Linked DNA regions of Homo sapiens: region 1 is linked to region 2. A link is a loop called in an ENCODE intact Hi-C map of the cell type or tissue named here. Cell type or tissue: CD14-positive monocyte. All regions are shown on one strand. Each heading gives the region's core, and the rest is flanking DNA. Links, peaks and the distances in the headings are about the cores only.

Region 1 (10,129 bases), core at 1,959-6,958, 200 kb before region 2:
CCCTGCAGCAGTCCCAGGCTCTGCGGTCAGACTGAGAAGTCAATTCCCACGGCCTCCGGATCCCTGGGGTCTGGTCCCAATCACAGAGCTACTGTGTGGCTTGCTGTGGTGCTATCTTGCAAAAACCAAGACATCCAGGCTGCTGGTTTTCACCAGATCTACAGCAACATACATGCGCGGGAGGCAACAGAGTTAACTAGAGAGTGGGACTCCAACCCTGGCCCTGCCACTCGCTTCCTTTGGTATTTACTGCCCTTCCCTGGGCTTCTGTATCTTCAATGTCAACTGGGCTGCTCAGTTGAAGAACGGCTTTGAGAAATGATGCAACACGGGCACAGGACTGGCAACAAGGCGCCATCAGCACCTGGGCTTACGTTACTGTAGACCAGGAGGTGCTTCCCTGGGACAAAAGCCACCATGTGGACGTGGCCCCCTCTGGCTTGGGCCTGAAGGCTGGGCATTTTCCAAACAACGCGCTGCTGCTACCTGCAACTTAAACCCATTTCTAATTCAGCTGGCCCCCAGGTGTTTTCATGGAACAAGGTGATTTCCAACGCCCCTGTTTTAAGGTGCCAAGACGAGCCAGCGTGCAAATATTTGTTCATGGGGCAAAGCAATGCTGGAAAGCACTTTGGGAGTCTTTCCAGATGAAATCAAGAAGCCATAAAAGTTGGCTACATGCCAGCCTTCCTTCTCCTGGATGGGCCTTTTCCCTTAAGACACCAGTTTTCCAAAGGTAACTGGGGACAAAACATTACTTCTTAAGGACCTCTCTGCTTTCCCCCGCTCCAGACTGTTCTGTCAAACCAGTTCCTGCAACAATTTGGCAGCTTGCAAAGAAACGTGGACTCTTCTGCAATGCCTGAAATTTTGACACCTGACATTTGACAAATGTCTAGGACATTCTGACACCATCTCACAGACCTGGTCTCTTCATTTTAATGAAAACAAGTGAGGTGAGAGGGAAGATGGAAAAGGTGGCAATGTTCATTTGAGGATACTACTTGTATTTTCCTGATTAATCTTAACGGAATTAGTGAGTCACTTCAAAATTGTGCCTTTAAAAGACTAAGATTAGGGTTCAAATCCAGCTCATCACTACAGTGGCTGTGTGGCCTCAGGCAAGTCACTTGGCCTCTGTGAAAATGCATTTGTAAATGAAGGGAATACCTACCAGGCAGGTGGTCAACAGAACCTAGCACTTAAGAAGCACTCAATGGGTTTTTGAGGCACCATTCTCATACCTTGCTGTTTAGGCACTTCTTTTCGACCAATCAAGTCCCAGTTGGTTGCCCCAAAAATCAAAAGCTGCCCTTTGCACTTTGACCCTTCAAGTTTCTGCAGAGACAGAGAAAGGAAAAAAGAATTAGTGTGTAAGTCTGCACCTAGCTTTCCAAGGCTGTCCAATGACAGCACGAAACGAAAGAAAATCATTCAGTTAGCCCTTATGTCACCTGTGACCTCCACACGAACAGAGTCTCCCCACACTCCCCTCCCTCATCGGCAAGTGGCAATGCGGGCAACCCCAAACCTGCCCACAGCCGCTCACTTGCTAAGCCCAGGCTCATTTTTATCCTTTGACTTCCCTTTAAAATAGCTTTTGCAAAACACTAAAAAAAAAACCCAAATACATGCCTCCTTCGCAAACTGATGTACAGAGGTATTTGCAGGAAGCCTGCCGGACACTCAGGGGCGTTAAATCCAGCTCATCCTAGGGCCAAGTCTCTATTTCACATGGCAAGCACGGCCTGCGACCTCAAACCTTAGGAGCCTCACATCACTTCTGCTGCCCACTCTGCCGAGAGCCTTTCCATGGGGACTCAGGAAGAAAACAGTAGAGAACAAGGTTCGATTTCTCCACTGAAGGGAGACCAGGCAGAACACAGCTTTGGTGGGTATGCAGGGGTCTGAATCAGGCGGCCTTTGATGGCACCCTCATGCCGCTGTCCATGAGCCCGGGAGCCAATGGTGAGTGAAACAGGACCTCCCAGGGGCCCGGCTCTCAAGGAACAAGCTGTCACAGCAGCCAGCATACTTCAGTGTTCATCCTCAGTCTCTCAACACAAAGTCATCAGGGCCACCAACTCTCATACTGTCAACGAAAATCTACGCCATTTAAAAAGGCCATTGTTCAATTCTGGGTGGCACTCATAATATTCTCAGCACTTTGCTTCCTTAAATGTCAAAATATACTTTTTCAAGTAGGTTGTTAGTGGAAGACTCAATTCTGAACTCCTCACTCAGTCCACACTGGCAAGGGAAGCATTCACTGCTATCACTTTCCGCTCTTACACATCTTTCCTGGACGTGAAAAGGAAAGGGGTTTCCTTCAGTTTACAGAATTGTTCTTGGAAGGCTTCAGGAAAAAAGTCTGGCAAGGCGCAATGGCTCACGCCTGTAATCCCAGCACTTTGGAAGGCCGAGGCGGGCAGATTGCTTGAGCTTGGAGACCAGGCTGGGCAACATGGCAAAACCTTGTCTCTACAGAAAATAGAAAAATGAGCCTGTGGTCCCAGTTACTTGGGAGGCTGAGGTGGGAGGATTGCTTGAGCTGAGGAGCTGGAGACTGCAGTGAGCCAAGATCACACCTGCTCTCCAGCTTAGGTGACATAGCCAGGCCTTGTCTCAAAAAAAAAAAAAAGGGGGCCAGGCACAGTGGCTCACGCCTGTAATCCCAGCACTTTGGGAGGCTGAGGCGGGTGAATCACGAGGTCAGGAGTTCAAGACCAGCCTGGCCAATATGGTAAAACCCCGTCTCTACTAAAAATACAAAAAAATTAGCCAGGCGTGGTGGCATCCGCCTGTCGTCCCAGCTACTCCAGAGGCTGAGGTAGAAGAATCCCTTGAACCCGGGAGGCGGAGGTTGCAGTAAGCTGAGATTGCACCATTGCACTCCCAGTGTTGCTGCCCAGGCTGGAGTGCAGTGGCGTGATCTCGGCTTGCTGCAACCTCTGCCTCCCGGGTTCAAACGATTCTCTTGCCTCAGCCTCCCAAGTAGCTGGGATTACAGACACTCAGCTAATTTTGTGTGTTTTTAGTAGAGACAGGGTTTCACTATGTTGGCCAGGCTGGTCTCAAATTCCTGACCGCAGGTGATCCACCCACCTTGGCCTCCCAAAGTGCCGATAAAATGCCAATAAAATAACGCCGATGAAAGTTCCCAACCATGCCAATAAAAATGTATTTGTTGGCCAGGCGCGGTGGCTCACACCTGTAATCCCAGCACTTTGGGACGCTGAGGCAAGCAGATCACGAGGTCAGGAGATAGAGACCATCCTGGCTAGCACGGTGAAACCCCATCTCTACTAAAAATACAAAAAAAATTAGCCGGGCATGGTGACCGGCACCTGTAGTCCCAGCTACTCGGGAGGCTGAGGCAGGAGATTGGTGTGAACCCAGGAGGCGGAGCTTGCAGTGAGCCAAGATCGCACCACTGCACTCCAGCCTGGGCGACTGAGCAAGACTCCATCTCAAAAAAAAAAAAAAAAAAAAAAAAAAATATATATATATATATATATATGTGGGCTGGGTGTGGTGGCTCACGCCTGTCATCTCAGCACTTTGGGAGGCTGAAGCAGGCGGATCACCTGAGGTCAGGAGTTCAAGACCAACCATGGTGACAAAGCCAGCCCTGTCTCAAAAAAAAAAAAAAAAAAAAAAGAAAGAAAGAAAAAGAAAAAAGGGCAGCTCCAGGCCCAATCATTCTAACCTCTACAGTGTGATCACCCCATGGGTATGCTTTGGCAGTACGGCTCACGCATTTCTAAGATTACACATCTTCATGACGGATGATTTCCACTTCAATAGGAACCTTTACACGACCCAAACCTGATTAGGGCGTCCCCCAAGATATAGGTTCCGTCACGCTTGCCCACTCCACCACATTATGTAACAGGAAAAAGATGGTCAATCTACAGGAATGCATCCTGCAGTCCTCATGAAAAGGGGAAGTGAGGCCAGCCGCGGTAGCTCATGGCCCGTCATCCCAGCACTTTGGGAGGCCAAAGTGGGTGGATCACCTGCGGTCAGGAGTTTGAGACCAGCCTGGCCAACATGGTGAAACCCTGTCTCTACTAAAAATACAAAAAATTAGCCGGGTGTCTGTAATCCCAGCTACTTGGGAAGCTGAGGCAAGAGAATCGCTTGAACCCAGGAGGCAGAGGTTGCAGCGAGCCGAGATCACACCATTGCACTCCAGCCTGGGCAACAAGAGCGAAACTCTGTCTCAAAAAGAGAAAAAAAAAGTTGGGGGGAGGGAAGTGAAACAACACGGAAAGGGAGAACAACTTTGGTTCATTTAAATTATTTAGAAAATGACCTTAATCAGAGGGTGGCCCAGCCCCTGCAGCACCCACAACTCAGGTTACTTGAATTGGAGCCTAGCTTCCCCTGGTTATCTGCCCTTCTTTGTTTAACTGGCAGGCCTGGCTGGAATATGCTACAGGTCTATATTCAATGGCTTCTGTTGAAGTCCCTGTGGAAGGAGAGGCCTCTGGGTCCTCTGCCCAAGCCTACCAAGTTGGCATGGAGGGGGCAGTAGAGACCCAGGAAGGGTGCTAAGGCACTGGAGACCAAGCTCCCAGGCCAGAGGGCAAGCCTAGAAAAGAGCCCTGGAATGCCAGCAACTGCAGACCAGGCAGGCGGAGGTTCATGGGCACCTGTGCTCAGTATGAACCATTGAAGTCAAACCACCCTACACTGAGATGCAACCACTGCAGCAAAACTTCACAGTGCTGAGGCCACACCAGAAGCCTCAGCTCCATCAGGCCAGAGGGCATGGTTCAGGGGCAAGTTCAGACAGCCAGAGCTTAACCGCAGTGGCCTTGGCCTTGGGGAGGGAGTTTCCTGGGTGACCTGGACATTTGGTCAAGGGCTCATGAAGACTGATCCATCAAGCTAGCTAAGCATTTATAGGCAAACCCAACCACGCCAATAAAAATGTATTTGTGGGCCGGGCATGGTGGCTCACGCCTGTAGTCCCGGCTACTCGGGAGGCTGAGACAGGAGAAGGGCATGAACCCGGGAGGCGGGGCTTGCAGTGAGCCGAGATCGCGCCACTGCACTCCAGACTGGGCGAAAGAGCGAGACTCCATCTTAAAAAAAGAAAAAGAAAAAGAAAAAGAAAAAAATATATATATACACTCACACACACATATATATACACACACACACACATATACATACGTGTGTATACATATACATATATACGTGTGTATGTGTGAAAAACCCCGGTAAACTGAGTCTACTCCAGTGACGGTGGTCAGATTCCTATGAAGGACATTAACTGTTATTCAAGTTTTTACGTCATGGATCCTATTTCCTCACACATTAGATGGAGGTTAGTGTATTTCGTTATTATTTACATAATTGTTTGCTCTAAGCTGCTTTCTTTTATTTCTCTATAACTTCTTTCCTCTGCCTTATGTGGAATTAACATTTAAATAGAGTAACAGAGAACTCCCAGCACCCCTTCTCACTTAAGGGGTGCTCCTCTTCCTCAGAGACCAGAAACAGCCAATCGTGGGAGAGACTCCCGCGCTTGCGGGCTCCACCCGGGGCGGCGGGGCAGGGCGGGGGTGCCAGTGGGTGTGTGGGTGTCTGAAGCTCAGTGTGCCCTCCCAGGCGGAATCCAGCCTTCCCTGATGGGCCTACGGATTGTTTTTTTGGACGAACTCAGTGTCTGCGACCCTGCTTGTGTATAAAGGCCACGCAGCAGACAGCCTGGCAAACAGTCTGCCCAATGAGATGAGTGATTTTCATGTCATTTCACCTGGCTGCCTCCAGCAACTTGGTCACATAACCTGGGCAGAGACACACAGAAATGGACAGAAAAGGCACTGAGCTTCTTCAATCAACAAAATGGGATTTCTAGTCTAAAGCAATTTTTGAATTATGATCCAAATGCAAGGTGCGCGTTTACGGGGCCCAGAGTCAACCTTTTAACATAGGTCCATGTAGAAGACCGCTGCTCCGGGGAGGTAAGACCCCCGGGAACAATGCCGGCATCGACCAATTACCTAAGGGCCATCAACTGAAACAGACTTCCGGGTTGGCTTTCAGTTTTATTTATTTGCTCCTTTCAGATTCAACACATCTGTCTCAGGGTCCACAAAACCTTGGCAACCCAAGACTGGAAAAACTACAAAGACCTGGGCAGCTTGCAACACTCACCTGTTTTGTAGGATCTGGCCAAGGCTGCTGCCTTTACTTGCTTTAGGAGGTTATGAAGTGCGCAAAGAATTAGGACTGAATCTACCCTAGTGTGACACTGCCATCAATATTTGGAGTTCCTGGCATGCAACTTCCCAAATCCTTGGAATCTCCAAAGCAATGTCTTTTTGTATGCTAATGACTGACACTGGCAGCCCCCAGGCAGCTTCCGGATGGGGCAGTGGGAGCCTAGGGACTTTCAGCCCCATCCTCCAACCTCAGGAGGGAGATGACTGAAGGTTAAAGTGATGATCAATGGCTTAATCTACCATGCCTACATAATGAAGCCTCCGTTAAAAACCTGTAAGGACCAGGTCACAGAGCTTGTGGAGAGCTGAACATGTACCAGGTGGGTGGTCTGCAGAGGGCACGGAAACACAGTGCCCCTTCTGCCACATCTAGCCTTACAGGTCTCTTTATCCATAGCCTTTGTAATATCCTTTATAATAAACTGGTGTTTCCCTGAGTTCTGTGAGCCATTCCAATAAATTAATCGACCCCAAAGAGGGGGTCATGAGAACCCCAACTAGAGGCTAGTTGGTCAGAAGCTACCAGGGACTGGACTTGCAACTGGTGTCTGGGGTGGAAGGACAGTCTTGGGGACTGAGCCCTCAAGATGAGGAAATCTACCTCCAGGTGGATAGTGTCAAGAGATGAACTGGAGGACACCCAGCCGGTGTGTGCTGCAGAACTGATTGCTTGCTTGATAGCAGGGGGAGACCTCCCTTTACGTCTAGTCACAGAAGTCTTGTGTTGGGAGGCGGGGCGTGGTGGCTCACGCCTGTAATCGCAGCACTTTGGGAGGCGGGCAAATCACGAGGTCAGGAGTTCAAGACAGCCTGGCCAACATGGTGAAACCCCATCTCTACTGAAAATACAAAAATTACCGAGCACAGTGACAGGTGCCTGTCATCTCAGCTACTCAGGAGGCTGAGGCAGGAGAGTTGCTTGAACCCAGGAGGTGGAGGCTGCAGTGAGCTGAGATCACACCACTGCACTCCAGCCTGGGAGACAGAGCAAGACTCCATCTGGGGTGGGGGGTGCGGAAGAAGTCTGGTGTTGGTTGTTGAGTGTGGCCGTGAGAGCGGAGGAAAAAAGAATTTGAATTTTTTCTTAACACCTAGGCAATGACAACGCTCATCTGCCATAAGAATGTTCTATAAAATGCACATCTTTTACTCAAGGCAATTCTGCCCCTCAACAATGTAAGTATTTGGCTCATCTTCTACAAGCCCGACACCTGCAGCTTTGGGGTCACTGAAGGCAATATGGTTTTGGACATTTCCTGGGCGGCTGCTTTCACACAGACCTCCTCCTAGCAACCCTGAGCGGGGCAAGGCATGCAAAATGCTCAGTAAAAAAGGTTCTTTCTGCAACAAGGACTGCTGTCTGCCTGTGGCAGCACACAGGGTCCCTAGGACTGCTCAACAGAGAAACAGAGACCAGAAACCTGGGGCCAGGGAGACTGGGCAGGAGGCCAACCCAGGACAAGGGGCAGAGGGCTGCCCTAGGCCTATGGAAAGGCAATGGGGCTGCATGGACCCAGCCCCGAACATGGACCAAACTCAGTAGATGCTAACAAAACTTAAACGTGGGGCACTTTGGGAGGCCAAGGTGGGTGGACCACCTGAGATCAGGAGTTCGAGACCAGCCTGGCCAACGTGGTGAAACCCCGTCTCTACTAAAAATACAAAAAATTAGCCAGGTGTGGTGGTGGGCGTCTATAATCCCAGCTACTCGGGAGGCTGAGGCAGAAGAATTGCTTGAACCCGGGAGGCGGAGATTGCAGTGAGCTGAGATCGCAACATTGCACTCCAACCTGGGCAACAACAGCTAAACTCCAGCTCAAAAAAAAAAAAAAAAAAGCAAAACTTAAATGTAGGGTGTGCACTTTCCATGAGGCATAAAGGGGCATCATATGCTGAACCCTCAGCCTCCCAGGTGCTCTGATTCTAGAACAGCACCGACAGCCCAAAGGATGGGCATCATGGGCCCCTGTTGGTTTTAAGTGGATAGAGAAAGGAAGATGTAGCTTTTAGAGTCCTGCTTATACACATATGTAAAATAATAACGTATTTATGTGTATAAACAGGAACTTAAAAGCTGCAATGGACTGCTGTTTACTCACATTAAGACTTACAAACATGCAACCCAACACAGGGCTCGCGCCTGTCATCCCAGCACTTTGGAAGGAGGCTGAGGCAGGCAGATCACTTGAGGCCAGCAGTTTGAGACCAGCCTGGCCAACATGGTAAAACCCAGCCTCTACAAAAAGTACAAAAATTATTCGGGTGTGGTGGAACACACTTGTAATCCCAGCTGCTCGAGAGGCTGATCAGCACACAAAAATCACTTGAACCTGAGAGGCGGAGGTTGCAGTGAGCTGAGATCGTGCCACTGCACTCCAGCCTGGCCATAGAGGGAGACTCTGCCTCAAAAAAAAAAGACTAACAAATGTGCCATTTCCATTGACAAAGCAGCTTCAAGCAGCACAGCTGGAGACAGAGGTGGGCCAGGGAGAGCCAGTGTCCCTCACACACTCCCTGTCTCTACCTCCTTGGGTCAATCTCAGCATGGGGTAAGGATCTTTTGCTCTGATGGCAAAATTCAGCGTTCCAACAGTCTGGAGCTGTACAGCTGATAACTGCAGTCTTGGATGTCTAAACACAATCTTGCTTTTGGAAACTCACTCAAAATAGGATACAGGAGACGCGGAAGCTCACCTGGCCTTTCTTTTTAGTTTCATCCTAACATACTGTGTTCGGAGGGCAAATGTCTGGAGTCTGGCACAGCAGACTAGACGTCAAAGGAAAACAGTTCCTGTGTTCCAGTTTCTCAATACTTTGGCCATTGTCTAGTCTAGCCTGATCCAAGACCCCGGGCAAGACCTTTTGACAGCTTTTGACGGGCTCTCCTCCACTGCCTAACATGTTAACCCTTTCACCCAGAAGGCACTTTTACAAAGCATATTCCCATGTGCAATTTGCAGGGACATCAGGAGTTACAGCATTTGGAGATCCAGTTCCATCCATGACTTTGGACAAGGCCCTCGAATTCTGTGCCCCAGTTTCCCTATCTATAAAACGGACGTAGAAAATGTGTTATTAGACACTGCCTGCGCTTCTCTGGAGGAAAGCACTCTGCTGTTAACCCTTAAACACCCTTAGGAGATGGGCACTTATGGAAGGAAAAAAACCTCTCCGGGTGTCAGGCTCTACACCCCAGGTGGAAGTTCTTGCTCTCTGGGGGTTATCTGAGAATCTGGTGAAAACTTAGACCCTCTTCTGAAAAACATATCCCACACCACACCAAACTTAAAGAAAGTTCTGTGGGGGTGGGGAGATGCTGTGGCGGCAGATGCCGGGTTCAGATCTCCGGCTCTGCAGGCTTTTTCGGGAACGTTAACTTGAGTCAGCCACGACCTTAATTAAGATTTGAGAAAACAGAAGCCCGCCCAGGACCCTAGGAGATGCTTCTTCACTTGGGGGGGCTACAACAGAGCCCTCGCGAGCATCCTGCAGCTTCGGACCACCGGCGGCAAACAAAGCCCGAGCACCGCTCAGCCGGGGGGCTTCCCCGACCTCGGGGGAGGGCTCTGCGGAGCATGCGCGGCGGCCGTCAGGCCCCGCCCCCCCCGGGCGCCGGAGCCGAGGCGGCGGGAACCTCAAAGCCCCGGCGCAAACGGCCGCTCCCCGCAGAGCGCCGGCCGCCCCCTCCCCGCGGCGCCCGGGCGCAGCGGCGGCCACGGACGTGTGGGGCCCGCTGGCCGCCCCCTCTTCCAGGCCGGGCGAACTTACCGAGGTCCCCTTTCCCGGGGCGGGGGGGGAGGGGCGCAGAGGGAGCTGTGGGGGCGGGGCCATGACCCCCTCGTGCGGGCTTCGGCCGCCCCTCCCCCGCCGCGGGCCCGGGCGCGCGCCCC
Region 2 (10,129 bases), core at 2,078-7,077:
TCCCTCCTGCCCCTGGGAGGAGCGTAGCCAAGTGTCTGTAAGCAACTGGGATCCTGGAGCTTTGGCAGGGTGGAGGGAAGACCTGTGTCATCTTGCTGACCCTTTGCCTCCTGTGCCCTGGTGAGTGGGTGGGTCTGCCTGGCTGGCCCTGTGGTGGGCTGTGGCTCCCGGGTTGCTAAGCTGGTTCCTTTTCCTCATTTATAAAAGGGTGAGGAAATTCCTTATAGGGGTATCTTGGGCATTGCTTGGGAGAGTAAAGGTTAAAGGCTTCGAAAAGCTTCTGAGTTCTCATGTGCCCAGCCTCTGCTGATTTCTTTGGGAGTGTAGTCTGGTGAGTCAGAGCCCCTGCCTGTAGGGAGCCTGCTGGCTGGCAGAGGATGCAACTGGGCTAGGTGCCAGGACACGCACACATGTGCCGGCAGCACAGGTTAGATGCCACGGCCTCAGTGGAGGAACCCACTGTCCCCATCAAAGAGAACAGGGGATCAGGAGGAGCCACCATCTGACATGGGCCCTGGCGGGGGATGGTGGGATTGTGCCAAATAAAGACAGAGGAGAGCCTATATCAGGTGTAAGGATAGTGGAGCAAAGGTTAGAGGCAGGAGGAGAGGGATGGGCAGGTCTGTTTGGATTCTGGGAGCACTGATGCCTGTTGGGGAGTCCCAGGAGAGAAGGCCTGAGTGTGCACACTAAGAGGCGGCTGAGTTCAGTTGGGTGGTTCTAGACCTCCAGGCCCAGGGCCTAGGATGTAATATTTCAGGTAATGGGGAGCCATTGAAGGATTTTGAGCTAGGGTAGATGGAAGTGGAGGCAGGTGGAGAAACTGTGGGATTGCAGCATATGGGGGCCAGGACCAGGTAACAGGTGTGTGGATGGAGTGGGGGATGGATGCAAGAGACAGGACAGAAGGTCCCCCTGTGCCCCGCCCCTTACCCTAGCCCAAATCTGTCTGCATTTAGTTTAAGTGGAGGGAATGGTTGCCTTGGCCACTTCTAGAAGTCTGACATCTTGAATAAATTGCTGAGTTTCCCAGTTATGCCTTTAGTTCAGAGACCTTAAGATGACTGCTTTAGTCTCCTGAGGGTGCGCGGCCATGCAGGGGCACTGGTGGGAGAGGGATCCCTGGCTGCAGAACCACGGACCTCTCTCAGCTCTTCTTGCAAGCCCAGGGATAGGCAGGGTCTTAGGGCCTGGGGAGAGGAGCCCAGAATGGGGACAGTGTCTGGACTCTGGGGCACTGGGCCCTCTCTGCAGGGGGTCAGCGAATGACGGAACCTTGTCTCCACCAGCGACGGCAGGTGTGCAGCCCAGACCGTGTCACCCTCTACGGGCTGATGGTCAAGCCCATCCAGAGGTTCCCACAGTTCATACTCCTGCTTCAGGTACTGCTCAGGATTCCAGCAGCTTCAACCCACAGGGTTTGCCTGTGGGCTGGGAGGTGCCTCCTGGGGTAGGAGGGAGGAGGTCTGGGCTCTTGTCCGTGATCCATAACCCACCCAACCTGCTGTGGGACTCTGGCCTCATCTTTCTCCACTTCTAGAGTGAAATTGATTGTAACTGACAGCTCAGTTTGCACGCCCCTCTGTGGGGGACGCTGAGGGACTGCTGGTGGCCTGAGTCTGGGTTGCAGGAAGGGAGTGAAGGCACAGGGAATCCCGGGACCCGCAGGGCTCCTGGCATGGAGGAGATGCTCAGTAAACATGCTGAGCTTGGCCATTTCAGATTCGAGCTTCAGAACAGGGGATTCCTAAGGGACATTAGCCCCACACAGGGTCCTGGAGAGCTTGGGACACTGTCCCAACCACTGAGGGTCCTTGGGCAGGGGCTGGCCCTCATCAGGGAGCTGAGAGGGTGGCTACCAGGCTGAGGGGTCCGGTGGCACATTGCTATCCACTCTCAGTGCTGCTGGCCTGTGGGAGTGGGCTCTTATGTAACCATACCATTTATCAATTGATCAGTGATTGATCTATAAGTTTATTTATTTACCATCATAACCATTTCTAAGTGCATTCACATTGTTCTGCAACCATCACCACCACCCATCCCAGAACTTTCTCATCATCCTGAACCGAAACTCTGCCCATTCAACAACTCCCGATTCTCCCTCCCCACAGCCTCCGGCAACCACCATTCTACCCTGTGTCTCTATGACTCTGACTGCTCTAGGAAAACACGTATACGTGGAATCATACAATGTTTTTCTTTTCGTGACTGGCTTGTTTTCCTTAACATGAGGTCTTCAAGATTCATCGTGTCCTAGCATGTGTCTGAATTTCCTTCCTTTTCAAGGCTGAATAATACGCCATTGTATGGAGAGACCACATTTTGTTTACGCGTTAGTCTGTCGACGGACATTTTTGCCTCCACATTTTGGCGACTGTGGCTAATGCTGCTATGAACATGGCTGGACAAATATCTGTTTGAGACCCCGCTTTCAGTTCATGTGGGTCTATTCCTAGAAAGATCCATGCTTTTGTTTTCTTTTTCATGCATTAGCTGTTTCTTGAGGTCTTGTTCTGCATCTGGTGCCATCTGTCCTGGCCTCAGGCCGGGCCCTTTGCAGACCCAGTGTGTGTAGGGGGTTGCGCAGGGTGAGGCTTTGCCCCAGGCTGGGGTAGAGTTGGTCATGGGTGGGCTGCTCAGTCTCTGCTCTGACCTGGCAGGACATGCTGAAGAACACCCCCAGGGGCCATCCGGACAGGCTGTCGCTGCAGCTGGCCCTCACAGAGCTGGAGACGCTGGCTGAGAAGCTGAACGAGCAGAAGCGGCTGGCTGACCAGGTGGCTGAGATCCAGCAGCTGACCAAGAGCGTCAGTGACCGCAGCAGCCTCAACAAGGTGAGCTGGGCCTCCCACCTGCCTGCCCTCACCTGCCTGCCCTCACCTGTGCTCCTGCCCGTGCCCCTGCCCCACGCCACCCACACTAGGTGGCAGTGTTCTCTGAGGGAGGGGAGGCCTTGCTCTTCCAAGGATGTGACCTTGGGGATTGGATCCTCAGCGGGACCCCCACGTTCATTCCTGTTCATGTTATTTTAAGATAAAAGTTCATTTTGTGCATCAGTGTGATTTCCAGTAAAGTCTCCAGAAATCAAAGCCTAGTTAAATGAACAGGCTCTGGAGAGTCAGAATCTGGGTTTAGATCCAGATTTTGCCATAGGTGCTTGCTGTGTGCCCTCAAGGGAATCACCCACCCTCTCTGAACCTCACTTGCTCCCTTTGAAATGAGGAGCATTTAATAGCACCGGAGCCCTAGGGCTGCTGCCGCAAAAGAGGGAGCTGGCAAAGTGGCTTCGTGATTGTCCTTAACACAAGAAGAAAGATGAAAAGTCCATGCCATGTTTTGGGGTTGCCGCTTAGGAACATGCTATTAAAAAAAAAAAAAGAAAATTGGGCTGGGCGTGGTAGCTCACGCCTGTAGTCCCAGCACTTTGGGAGGCTGAGGCAGGCAGATCACCTGAGGTCAGGAGTTCGAGACCAGCCTGGCCAACATGGTGAAACCTTGTCTCTACTAAAAATATAAAAATTAGCCAGGCATGGTGGCACACGCCTGTAATCCCGGAAGGCTGAGGAAGGAGAATCACTTGAATTCAGGAGGCAGAGGTTGCAGTGAACCGAGATTGTGCCACTGTACTCCAGCCTGGGTGACAGAGGGAGACTCTGTCTCTAAAGGAAAAAAACCAAACAAAACCAAAAGACTTGCAAATGAGTCTGTAGAGGAGCCTGTTTTTAAAGCACAAGGTCACCTCACAGAGTCACCTGTTGGTCACTGGAGTCCCTCTTCTTCCCTCTCAGCACATGACATGAACTGCCTGGCTCTGTGCTGGGGTCTCTGGGAGGTCCCACACCCCAGCCCCCCTGTTCACCTACTGGAGGGTAGGGGAGGGCTGGGATAGTTTAGGCTGGGGTGCCCAGGCCCTGGGCACATTGCAGGACTGTTCTTTGGAGAACGGATACTGTGTGAGGTCATAGGGAGAGGTTCAAATTTTCTGGGGAATAAACTGGGAGCCTCTTGGCTCTGTGGGGTCCTAGAAGCAGAACTAAGGCCTATGGCTGGCTGTTCCCAGGAGGGAGGTTTCAGCAGCACGGGGTAGACCTTTCTAAGAGTCCAGGAAGGAGTACCCAGAGGGAGAGTGGCCCTTTCCATGTGTGCTGCACTTTACAGTATAGAATGCTGTCTAACCTGCATCAGCATCTTTGCTTTCCACCCCATGCCTGTGAAGTGGGGCAGGGACAAGGCCTCCTGTAGGGTCCCCTGCAGTGCCAAGCTTCAGGCAACCCACATCTTAGGACTCTGTTGCTTCAGGCCAAATTCAGGTTGCAGGTTGTGTTGTGGCCCACACAGTATTTTATTCTATTTAATTTAATTTTATTTTGAGACAGGGCCTCATGCTGTTGCCCAGGCTGGAGTACAGTGGTACAATAACGGCTCACTGCAGCCTTGAGCTCCTGGGCTCAAGTGAGCCTCCTGCCTCAGCCTCTTGAGTAGCTGGGACTACAAGCACGAGCTACCACACCCAGCTAATTAATTTTTTTTTTTTTTTTGTAGAGATGGGGTCTCACTATGATGCCCAGGCTGGTCTCAAACTCCTGGGATCAAGTGATCCTCCTGCCTCAGCCTCCCAAAGTGTTGGGATCACAGGCATGAGCCACGGTGCCCGGCCCACACAGTAGTTTTAAGAACATGGCAGTAGTTGCCAACATTTAAAAATTGAGAGAGATCCTATAAAATTCAGACTTGTGGGTCTCCTGGGAGGGTAGGAAGAGCTGGCTCACCGACCCACCTTCCCACGTGGCACCAGCCCCCGAGTGGCAGCTGCCCACTTCCCCTTGGTTCCTACCCACCTTTCCCACTGATGTTACCTGCAAGCCCCTAAGGCATCTGAGTTTATTTTACCTGCTCCAGGAGGATTGGGCTGGGGAAGACGAGATGGGGAGGGGACAGCGCCCTCTCCTGGGGATGTCCCCATCCACGTGGCTCAGGTTGGGCATGAGGGGCAGGGTCACTCTCCACCCCCTGGTTCCAGGCAGGACTAACTCAGCCATCCCCCACACAAGCCTCGAGTTTGGAATGTCTCGGGAGAAAAAGCCTTCAGCCCCGCCATGACCACCCGTGCTGGCCTTTGCGCTCAGGAATCTTCTCCTCTCCCCACCTTCGGCTCCCTCTTCGGTGACCAAGAGGCTTTCTCTTGCTTTGCCTCATACACCTGTGCAGCCACAGTGGGGAGAGGCCTCTTGGGAGGAGGAAATAAATTCCGTAGTGGTTGGGAAGAGCCGTTCTGCCCTCTCCTGCTCTGTGAGGTGGGCCCTGGCTGGAGGTAAGGGAGACCTCTTTGATGCTGGGCAAAGGACTAGAGGCTCTAAGCTTCCATGTCTCCATTTGCTGGGTGAGGGTAGGTTGGACCATGTGAGATGTTAGGAAGAGTGTGGTGGAGGCCGCACCCTGGGCTTCCCCCTCCAGGGCCCTCCCTGGACAGTCCTGGCCAGTTCTGTGACCTGTTTAGTGATGTCCCTATCACCATCACCCAGGGAGAAGCAGAAACGAAACTGGGTGTAACCCGAAACGGAACCATGCCAGCTGTTTCAAAATAGCCTAGGCAGGAGCCTCCAGAGGGCCGTTTGTGCAATATCCTGGTTTTCTTTTTCTTTTTGTTGGTTTTCATCTGCCAAGGGGGCAGCGCTGACTGCCAGAGCCCACGGGACTTTCCTCTTCCAAGTTTTGGGTCATGGCACATTTGGCAGCCCTTGGGGCGGGGGGCCCTGCTGTCTTCAAGGTCCGAGTAGTGGTCTCTTGAGTTGGCGTTTGGTTTCCTTGTGGAAATAGTGAGGCGGAGCCTGGCCTTAGCAGCTGTGGGGGACCCCAAGTCCTCCTGCATGTTAGGAGCGGTGGGGCCTCCCCTGGCTCCTGTCACACTGTGCACTAGCTGCTCAATGCAGGGAATGGTGAACGTGGCCTGGCTCTGTCCTGTGCTGTCAATCAACAGTGGGTGGGTCTCAGCGAGTCACTTTACCCCTGGAATCTCAGTTTCCTCACCTGGGCAATGGGGATGGCCTCAAGGACCGCTGAGCTGATTCAATGAGATGTGGAATATTAAGAGCCATCCTCAGTGCCTGGCACACCCTGGGCATTTGGTCCCACTGGGACTTTTGGTTGTGTGCCGACTTGAGAGAGATGATGCTTTGGAGAACAACAGCATTCTCTCCCGAGGAGGCTCGGGGTGATCTGTCCTTTTCTCTCCTGGGGATGCCTGGGGGTGATCTGTGTTTTTCTCTCTGGGGAGGCTCAGGGTGTTCTGTCCTTTTCTCTCCTGGGGATGCTCGGGGTGATCTGTCCTTTTCTGTCCTGGGGATGCCCGGGGGTGATCTATCTTTTTCTCTCTGGGGAGGCTCAGAGTGATCTGTCCTTTTCTGTCCTGGGGTTGCCTGGGGGTGATCTGTCTTTTTCTCTTTGGGGAGGCTCAGGGTGATCTGTCCTTTTATGTCCCGGGGAGGCTCGGGGTGATCTGTCCTTTTCCCAGACAGGATGGGGAAGGAAGGGGAGAGTAATGGTTGTCGTCAGAGTCACGGGTTTTGGGAATGAATTTTGCTGAATATCCTCCCTCCCTCCCAGAAAAAAATCCCCTTTAGAAAAAAGACGTTTTCCCAGGGTGTCCCTGGATGGGTTGGTGGCCCTGACACTAGCAGGGGGGGTCTTGACATCCAGCCTGAGGTTGGCAAATGCCTGCTTGGATGCCTGGGGTGTGAAAGTCTTTGTCCTCAGAGGGTGGTGTTATTGACTGGCAGGTCTGTTCCAACTCTGTCATGAGGCCACCTAAGAGGCGAGACAGGCCAAGGCTTTCAACAGGTTGGGGTGCAGGATGGGGTCCCCTGCACAAGGCCACGCCTGCTCCACTGTGAAGACCATCACAGACAGTAGTTGTCTATGGAGCACACATACAGGGCCGGCCTCTCAGGCCATGACCTGTGTCATCACACGTGACCCGTGTCATCACACGTGACCTGTGCCATCACACATGACCTGTGCCATCATACATGGCTGGTGCCCAGAAGGGCCCCATGCTTGCTTTCATGTTCTGCCATGGTCATCTTGAAATTCATAGTCACTTTGAACAAGAGCCTGTGTTTTCGTTTTGCACTGGACCGCAAGAGTCATGTAGCCAGACCCGGTCACATGTTCATTACCTTGTGTGATCTGAGCAGTAGAGGTATCTGCCCCCACTTGGTAGCTGAGTAAACTAAGGCTTGGACATGTGAAGTGACCTGCCCAAGGGCTTCACAGCAGGAGTGGGGATGGGGGCAGAGCCACCTCTGTAACTCCAGAGCTGTGTCCTTGGCAGTGGCAATCAGGCAGAATCCCTACAGAGAGGGGCTGGCAATGGCTGGCTCACCTGAGAAGGGGGCACTGGCTGCTGGGCCCACACGGGTGCTGGTGAATGCTCAGTCTCCCCATGGCCTCCGAGAGGAGGCCCCGATGTGTGGTCCTCTGGTCTTCCTCCCCAGTGCATCTTGTCACCCAGGGATGGAGGGAGTGGCTTCATCTCCTCCACCTCTCCCAGCCTCAGTCTCCCTTTCTGCACCATGGGAGGATTCTGGGTCTCCGGCGCGGTAAAGCCGCCGGGCCGCGATGCTGATGCTGACCTTCCCTGCCCCTCCTCCAGCTGTTGACCTCAGGCCAGCGGCAGCTGCTCCTGTGTGAGACGTTGACGGAGACCGTGTACGGTGACCGCGGGCAGCTAATTAAGTCCAAGGAGCGTCGGGTCTTCCTGCTCAACGACATGCTTGTCTGTGCCAACATCAACTTCAAGTAAGTGGGCCTGGGTTGGAGGGGGCAATCACCCCTCCCTGGAGACCCCATCCCGCCCTACTCCAGTCTCTTGGCCGGCCGCACTACAGTGGGACCCCATGTGAGCTTGGTTTAGGCTTCCAATATTCCTCTCCCATCCCTCTTGCCCTGCTCTGCCACTGGTCCCCAACGCTGGGAAGTACCTGGAGCAGTCATCGGGGGCAGCCCTCAGCCTCGGGCACACAGCTGTCCATGGTACAGAGTTGTTTGTTTTGGAACTCTGCAGTTGGTGACTAAACAGTGGTTTTGTCCACATTGAAATTCAAGAGATTCTTCCTTGTGTCTACCCCAGATCCCTGCGGCTTTAACTCAAATCTGTTTTGCTCTGGCCAGATTGCAGAATTTCTCAGTGTGAGCCTTTGCCTTTCCCCCACAGACCGGAGCATCATCATCGGCCCAGAGGAGCCTGGTTTGCTGGTTCTGGGCCGGGGATTGTGGAAATGCCCAAAGCCCGGCTGCTGGGCTGTGCCTGGGAGCCGGAGCCCTGGTGTGGGGTGAGGGTGAGGCTTTAGGCCAGAGCCTGAAGATGTGGCCCATCAGTTGCTTTAGGCTCCTGGGTATCTTATGTTTTACTAACACAGGGAGCCCACACCATGGGTGAGACATAGGAGAGATCTGACATTCTGGGGCCTGGCTGCCTGAGGCCACGTGGGCCTGGCACTGGGGCTTGGGCCCTGCCATTCTCCAGCCTTTCTGCTTTGCCCAGCTCACCTGCTCGCATCCCCTGCTTGGTCCTGCAGGGGACCCTGTATCAAATACTCCCTGAGAACTTCAGCTGTGGTTTTTCTAGCCAGGCTCTTAGGAGAACCTCTGCTCTCAATATTTGACAAGACTTTATTTTATTTTATTATTTTTTGAGATGGAATCTTGCTCTGTCTCCCAGGCTGGAGTGCAATGGCATGATCTCGGTTCACTGCAACCTCTGCCTCCTGGGTTTAAGTGATTCTTCTGCCTCAGCCTCCCGAGTAGCTGGGATTATAGGCATGTGCCACCACACCTAGCTAATTTTTTTTTTAATTGTATTTTTATTAGAGAGGGGTTTCACCATGTTGGCCAGGCTGGTCTCAAACTCCTGACCTCAGGTGATCGGCCCGCCTCAGCCTCCCAAAGTGCTGGGATTACAGGCGTAAGCCACCGTGCCCCACCTCGACACCACTTTAAAAAGCATCACAGAAGCAATAGTATGGCTACCATCACCGAAATCCAGGAGGGAAACAATCACCTCAGTGGAATGTGAATCCCAGCATAGCTCTCCCGCCTCCCAGCTGAATCAGTTCTAGGCCCTGTACCGAGTCAGCTTGGGCCTTCCTGGGTTTGGCCACAGAGTAGGTTTGGGGATTTTCCATGGTTACCGATCACGAGTCCTGGAAGGGGACAAGCAGGGCTGTTTCAGGACCTGTGCACTCATTCACCATCCACCCATTTGTCCACCCGTCTATGAATCCATTGAATGTAGTCCGAGACCTGGCTCTGTGCCAGTTCACACCTAGAATGAGATCCAGCCCCTGCCTCCGGGAGCTCAGGGCCTGGTTGGGGACTCAGGCAAGGAAGCCTCTGTCACACATGGGTCTGGGCAGGGCTTATGGCTGACCCATTCATTCATTTACTCACTCACTCAATCAAAGAAGGTAATTCTTCAGTCCCGTTTATATCCTGGGCACCGTGTGGTGCCGGCGGTATGATGAATACCCTCTCTGCCTTCATGTTGCTCTAGCGCAAAGTGCAAAGTGGGGTGCTAGTGGCCCGGTTTTGGGGAATCAGTTTGGGTGATTTGGGCTGAGTCACTTCACTTGACTGAGGATCAGTGTCCTTGTCTGGGATCATCTAAGCTTCCTAGCGGGGCTGTTGTGAGACCCAGAGATGAAGGAAGGCCCGCTTCTGTCCACACCTGGCCTCTGATGCCCTCATTCCCCGCAGGAGGCTGTCTCTCCTTCTATTCCCGATGCCCAGCCCCATGGCTGGCCCCCAGCGGGGTCACAGCCCCCAGATTAGCCACTCCATTGTAATAACAATCTCCCTTTCCTTCTTGTCTTTTTTCCCAGGCCTGCCAACCACAGGTACGTGGTTCAGGGGGCTCCGGGGCTCTGGGGCTCTGGGGCTCTGGGGCTCTGGTGCCATGTGATTCTGGATATGGGGCTGGGGCCTGGGCGCCTGGTGCTTCTACCCTGGCGAGGGATCCCTGCTCTGCCTGGCTTGGTTTTGGTCTGAGGTCTTGCGCTGGGGCTGCGTGAAGCCTGGCTGAGCTGGTGTGGAGGAGCAATGCCCTGGGCCAGCCCTGGGGCAGGGTGGC

What was found. A loop is a pair of places that touch in the nucleus more often than their neighbours do. Peaks named below come from ENCODE experiments on the same cell type or tissue, not always from the same donor. Only the 100,000 strongest peaks of a DNase experiment are listed, where the experiment ranks them.
Region 1: it touches region 2 in a loop (2.7-fold over the local background); 7 of 110 quality-filtered maps call a loop at or near these places.

The regions. Positions count from the first base shown.
Region 1 is chr1:17,427,862-17,437,990 of GRCh38, forward strand. RCC2 (regulator of chromosome condensation 2) reads right to left here. Exons shown (of 13, transcript NM_018715.4): 3 at 1,245-1,338. Among named protein-coding and RNA genes, the nearest start is that of RCC2, 6.8 kb to the right of the region's middle. RefSeq lists enhancers at 264-902, 948-1,562. In CD14-positive monocyte, for the core only: no CTCF peak of the experiment used is centred there; DNase peaks (open chromatin) are centred at 3,890 and 4,310; H3K4me3 peaks cover 1,484 bases; H3K27ac peaks cover 4,408 bases.
Region 2 is chr1:17,624,667-17,634,795 of GRCh38, forward strand. It overlaps ARHGEF10L (Rho guanine nucleotide exchange factor 10 like), which reads left to right. Exons shown (of 29, transcript NM_018125.4): 14 at 1,290-1,382; 15 at 2,664-2,837; 16 at 7,655-7,800; 17 at 9,882-9,896. Among named protein-coding and RNA genes, the nearest start is that of LINC02810, 88 kb to the right of the region's middle. RefSeq lists enhancers at 4,824-5,477, 5,478-6,129. In CD14-positive monocyte, for the core only: a CTCF peak has its summit at 4,993 (motif pointing left); DNase peaks (open chromatin) are centred at 5,535, 6,525 and 6,955; H3K4me3 peaks cover 2,088 bases; H3K27ac peaks cover 5,000 bases.